Regions from separate parts of the Homo sapiens genome. Here region 2 is linked to region 1. Evidence: chromatin contacts called from ENCODE Hi-C or POLR2A ChIA-PET data. All regions are on one chromosome and are shown on one strand. The core of a region is the stretch at or near the end of the contact, and the rest is flanking DNA. Distances in the headings are between cores, read along the strand shown.

Region 1 (2,969 bases), core at 310-2,809:
AGCTCAGACACACACACTGTGGTTACTCAGACAGTCCATACTCCCTGCTACTCACTTTTGAGGATGAATATTTACATTCCAAATGATACACAACTAAGTTTAATTTAAAACACTTTGGAAACAAAATAGGCACTGTTTGCAATAAATTATGAAGGTAATGCTCGCCTCCCCTGGGGTTGAGTTTCTACAGTTTCCTTCTGTGGTTTCTTTCCTCTCGTTTCTGGTTTTAGAAGGTTAAGGGCATAACCTATCAGGCCGGGACTTCAGCCTGAGGCGTTACTAGTGCCCATGGTATCACACAAAAGCCACCCACTCTGCTTGCTAAGAGCTGGTTCTAAGCCGGGAGAAAAGGTGTTACATTGCTGAGCCAAACTGAAGCCAAGTGTTTCCTTTCAGAGACGAGGGGGACGTGTCCCAGAATCAGAGAGTGTTTTATTACATTGACTCTATTTTGGTTGTTCCAGGGCTCATCTTAGTTATCTAAATGTCCCTACTGAATGCACCCATAGTTGCCCACAGGAAGCCTCTCCAAGGAGACCCCCATGCCAACTGCAGTACATATGTGAATGCTCCCTCCATTTCCTTGTTCTTTACAGCTTAATATTCCCGGCTAGAAAGAGCTAACCAGTTCTCGGAACCCTCTTTGCTCACAGGCTTCTGTCAGTACAGGCACCTCTGGTTCATAAGCTTCCCACGCAGTCCGGAGACATTCTCCAGAATTTCACGAGAAGCGTGTGTCTTCCTTACACACTCAAAACCAGGAGCTGAATTGCAAGGAGGCATTTGGCTTCATGAAAGTGAAGACTGTGCAGAGAAAGAAGAGAAGCAACTCGTTGCGGGGGCAGAATCGAGAAATCTGAAATCCTCCTCTCAGGTGAAAGTTTCAGCAGCACTGAAGTACAGATGAAAAAATAATGAAAATGAAACCAATTCCTTGTTTTCATCTCAAAACAGAAAGAAAAAACAATTACCTCTACGTCATTCTATTAAAAACACGGGGCATTGCCTGGGCACGGTGGCTCACACCTATAATCCCAGCACTTCAGGAGGCCAGGAATTTGAGACCAGCCTGGGCAACACAGAGAGTCCCCGTCTCTACCAAAAACAAAAAATAAAAATAAATTAGCTGAGCATGGTGGCACATGACTGTAGTCCTAGCTACTTGGGAGGCTGAGATGGGTGGATGCTTGAGCCCAGGAGCTCGAGGCTGCAGAGAGCCATGATCGTGCCACCACTCTCCAGGCAGGGCAACAGCAAGACTCTGTCTCCAAAAAAGACAAACCATAAGATACCATTTCTTCCATTCATTCATTCATTCAACAAATATTTACTTGGTGTGGGTCAGGCCCTGTTCCCCCAGGCCCTTCTGACCTGCCATGGTAGAAAGCCCTCTGTCCCTAAAATTCCTGCCTTTTTGCCAGGTTTATGTCCAGCACAAGTGGAAAATCACCAACAGCTTTGACCTCTGAACAGACACTGCCGGAAGTCATGGAAGTGAACTGGGGTGAAGAATTGGTTTTTTCCATCTCACTCAAGTGTGGCAGGACAGTTGCTCTGTAGCACCGGCGGCCAGGAAGTGAGGGGGAAGAGGCAGGAAATGTGTATTGGCTTCTACACATAAACTTCGTATCTATAAAGAATGAGACTATTTTGTTTAAACGTTTTTAGTTGGAATGTTTCTCAATTTTGTATTTCTTGAGGCTCTTAATTTTGTTTCTTATCTGGGCTGCATTATGGTGGTTAACATTTCAAAAAGTGGTTGAGCATTTCTAACGCTGTGTAAAAAAAGATTGTTGCCTTTAAATACAAGGCAGCAAAGAAAAAGAAAAGCTGTAAGTAAAAATATAGGCCAGGCACCGTGGCTCACGCCTATAATCCCAGCACTTTGGGAAGCCGAGGTGGGTGGATCACCTGAGGTCAGGAGTTTGAGACCAGCCTGGCTAACATGGGGAAACTTTATCTCTACTAAAAATACAAAAATCGTCTGGGCGTGGTGGTGCACGCCTGTAATCCCAGCTACTTGGGAGGCTGAGGCAGGAGAATCATCTGAATCCAGGAGGTAGAGGTTGCAGTGAGCTGAGATTGCGCCACTGCACTCCAGCCTGGGCAACAGAGCGAGATTCCTTCTCAAAGAAAACATAAAAATATAAAAACATAATGATAATGAGAAGCCATTTTAGCTAGAGTAATAGAAAAAATTCATTTGCATTTTAAAATATGGTCATGCTAAAATCACTTTAGCTTTTAAATAGACACTTTGATGTCCCTGGTTCTACTAGAACCTGTCAGTGACATTTGAACAACTTTTATGAAGTAGAAGCAGATTGATCTCCTGCATAGCTAAGGTTCAGAGACAATTTGTCTCATTTTCACTCTATTTTGATAATACAAAACTAAAATAATGAGGAAATGTATCACCATAAGGCAGAGGTTATTAAGTGTTCAGACCTTTGTTGATAAATAATTTAAAGCAAAATAAGTCCAAAGACTAGGGGAAGTTAAAAAAAAAAAAACCCACATGTCACTTCAAATGTTTATTATAGTGGTATGCTGTAGAGTTATTGTTGTAAAGTATTGTTACTGTGTTATTTGTGTATTATATAGAGATATATAGAGATACAGTTGTTTATTATTGTTATAGTAATATTATCTTGTTTTATGGTTGTATATTATAGAGCTACAAACATAATAAAAATTAGAAAACTTGAAAGAAATTGTATAAAGGCCTTAATTCAGTGAGACGATTGGAACTGCTCTCATTTCTGTGGTAGCCACAGTAACAGAAATTCAGCGTGTCCTTTGTCAACACAGGAAGTTTGTTACAAAGACATCATTCAAAACAAGAGTCAAATTCTGGGAACTCCCTTTAAAATGAAAAGGGAAAAAAAATCAGAAAGAATTTACTTTTATAGCCTTTAAAGTACTTTTTGTAGAGATTAGGCTAGTCACTGCAAAATAAATAAATAAAT
Region 2 (2,969 bases), core at 219-2,718, 6.9 Mb before region 1:
GTTCACACTCTTTCAGTATTCCTTAAAAACAAAGAAAAAAAATAAAAATCTGTACATTTTAACTCTCTTTCCTAAAGTACACTACATATTGACAAGGAAACCGACCAAAAGCCCCTGGGATTCTTCCAGGATCACCAAGTCAGACTAAAAAACTTATCACAGGCAGTACTACAAAAACCTACAAAGTTCCAGAGCTGGGTGACACCTTATCAGCCTTCTCAGGATCTGTCGGAAACCGCAAACGTAAAAGCAAAAAAGTCACACGCACTGAAGGTTTCTCAGCAGAGGAGCTCAACTAAAGGGCTAAATAAAAGCACGCGGGTGGCACACTGAAATGTCGTAGAAGGCAGGAAGCCCCGCTACTATGAACCTACAACTCTCCGTTTGCGGCTGACGCATCGCTCCTGCCCGCACGCACCTGGGTCCGTGCCAACAGCACCGGGCAGCCCTCGCCAGGCACCTCCAAGGACTCTCCACCTCCCCGGCGCGTCCTACACCTGACGGCCGAGTTCTAAACCTGGCGGAAAGGTGACAAGCGACGCCCTCCGCGGAACCCGAGGGCCGGCTGCAGCGAGCTCTCCCCGGGCCGGGGCAGGGGTCGGGGGGCGGCTCTCACTCCCAAGGGGTCCCGCGCCGTGCCCTAGCCTCCCCGCGCCGCTGACAGCCGGGAGCGGGCGACAGACGCAGCTTGCGCCACCTCCAGAGCCCACTCCCCGCCGCAGCCCAGAGCGCACGCCCTCGGGTGCCCAGCCGCCCACGCCCCGCCGAAGCACGCCGTCGGCCTCTGGGGCCAAGGACGCGGGCCCAGGCGGACCGCGGCGCGGGCGGGACCGGACGCCCAGGAGGCGCCCCCGCGGGACCGCAAGATGGCGGCGGCGGCGGCGCCAGGGCCGGGCTCCCCTCCGCCTCGCCCCGGCCGGCGCGCGCACCGCAGCGAGGGCGGGCGGGAGGGGATGAAGCGGGCCGGAGCAAGGGGCAGGCCGGCCGAGGTGGCGGCAAGAAAGCAGCCGGGAAAGGGAAGGCGCCGGGGCGTGGGGGAGGGGGCGCTCCCTCGGGCCAGGGCCGCGGACGTGCCCTCCGCGCCCCCCCGCCGACAGCCAGCGGTCCGCGCGCCCCACCCCACCCGGGGGTGTCCCCGTTCTGCCTACCTTTGAATTTGAGGTCTGTGGGCGGATCGAGGACCAGGATCTGCTCGTGCTTCGCCATGGCCCCTGAGGCGGACGCCATCGGAGAGACAGCGCAGAGCGGGGGCGCGCCCGCGGCGGCGGTTTGCTGACTGGGGGCGGGGGACGACGGCGGCGACGGCTCGGCCGAGCTCTAGGACGAGGCCAGGCTCGCGGCTCCCGAGCCCTAACGCCTGCCGCTGTGTCACCGGTTCGGTGGGCCACCCGCTGGGTCAGCAGCTCCGGGTCCCACAACTGACTCAACCCCACACCAGCCGCCACGGCCACGCGCACTTGCGAGCCTCGGCGACCCACGTGACGGCCTCTGCGTGCCTACGTGCGCGCCCCCGGCCGGGAGCTTCTAGCGCTTGTCCCGCCCTCCAGGCCGGCCTAGCGCGGCGCGGGGCTGCTGCGCCTGCGCGCTCGCGGCTTGCCGCGGCCCGGAGCGCAGCCCAGCTGTCAAGGGAACGGGTGTGGAAGGAGGCGGGGCAAAGGTCCGCGGGACCGACGCGATGCGCAGCGCAGGGCTGGAAGCGCAGTCCTCTGTCACCTTGAGCTCCGAGTACGGAACTAGAGAAACTGCTCTGGCAGCGCATCACACTCTTCCAAGTGGGAATGCCCAGTGGAAGGGACAAGTAGTAGTAGGGAAGCGCCCACTCACTACAACTCCCGGCATGCCCCCTGCGGGGCGGGGCCTTCGCCGAGGGCCTGGCCCTTTGCGGCCCTGCGCGGTGCTTGCTGGGAACTGTAGTAACGGCTGTTTGAGGGTGGAAAGGAGAGCTAGGTCTGTTGGAGGCAATGGGGTGGGGTTCGCGGACGCTAATTTTGGCTCTCAGAGCGCGTCTAGTTTGCGCTAAAAAAGAAAAAACTTGAAGACTGAAACGAGGCCCCAATGTTAGAAATATATTAATAAAATCTGCCCTGTGGAGAACAGGCGTGGGGGGATGTGTCCGTTTGCTCTAATTCTATCCAGTCCTCTGTTGGCAGGGCTGCATTCCCCGTGGTATCCAATTCAGCCTCTCCTGCTTCCTGAGTTCTCTCCAGTGATGCAAAATCAGATAAGGAAACACACCTCGTCTAGGAAGCAAGGGGAAATATGACAAAGCACACAGAAACTAGAAATAAAAGTCAAAAATCTACACCATCGAACCCAAATAATCTTCTTCAGTTTTAATGATGGACCCAAACCAAAACAGTTCTCACGTTCACATGTTAGAAACTAACTCCATCTGCATCACTTACGATAGGCTGTAGTAAACTGAACCAAATAAGAAAAATCCCAGCAGCAAACTTGCTGACAAAACTTTAGCCGATTGCCAGGGTAGTCCGGTACAGGAACGTCAAATGAAACCAATGTGCTGTAAATAAACCTTTATTGTATTTTGTGATACGGTTTGAATTTAAATCCCTAGGTAGCGCCACGAAACAAAAGACATATTGATGCTACTGCCATGGAGCAGCACAGTTTGTCTAGAAAATAAACGAGACGAAACAGCAGTCTAGAAGTAGGCACCAAATCCAAGTTTTCATGTGCGATCCAGGTATTAGGGTCCATCCAGGAACAGCCTGCTGGAATTGCTAGCCTGGCATTCACAGAAGATTGTGCCACCCACGAGGAATGTGTTTTCAGCCCTGAAATTCCTGGGAGTGAGAGGTGAAGCCAGCTGGATTTCTGGGTTGGGTGGGGACTTGGAGAACTTTTCTTACAAGAGGATTGTAAAATGCACCAATCAGCACTCTGTAGCTAGCTAGAGTTTTGTAAAATGCACCAATCAGTGCTCTGTAAAAACGCACCTATCAGCACTC

What was found. Hi-C counts contacts between places; a loop is a spot of excess contacts on that map. ChIA-PET counts read pairs that join two places held with the same protein, here RNA polymerase II (POLR2A). Pooled maps may share reads with other maps.
Region 2: a loop to region 1 is called in a pooled map, with 4 times the contacts of the local background. The contact joins the promoter of VAPA here to the enhancer-like site in region 1. A Hi-C loop is called at or near these places in 1 of 37 single-sample maps with no recorded cell type and 3 of 50 pooled maps. POLR2A ChIA-PET finds 5 or more read pairs at or near these places in 1 of 52 experiments (T-cell).

What each region holds. Positions count from the first base shown.
Region 1 is chr18:3,059,326-3,062,294 of GRCh38, reverse strand. No RefSeq gene overlaps it. Among named protein-coding and RNA genes, the nearest start is that of LPIN2, 48 kb to the right of the region's middle. RefSeq lists enhancers at 853-982, 1,350-1,644. Within about 2 kb of position 1,559, at least 8 of the 41 ENCODE cell types and tissues checked have a DNase peak (open chromatin) inside an H3K27ac peak, as active enhancers do.
Region 2 is chr18:9,912,515-9,915,483 of GRCh38, reverse strand. VAPA (VAMP associated protein A) reads right to left here and starts at 1,468. Exons shown (of 6, transcript NM_194434.3): 1 at 1,149-1,468. The coding sequence starts at 1,227. It overlaps LOC124904245 (a long non-coding RNA gene), which reads left to right and starts at 1,536. Exons shown (of 2, transcript XR_007066284.1): 1 at 1,536-1,772; 2 at 2,151-2,551. RefSeq lists an enhancer at 349-966 and silencers at 484-1,273, 1,484-1,533.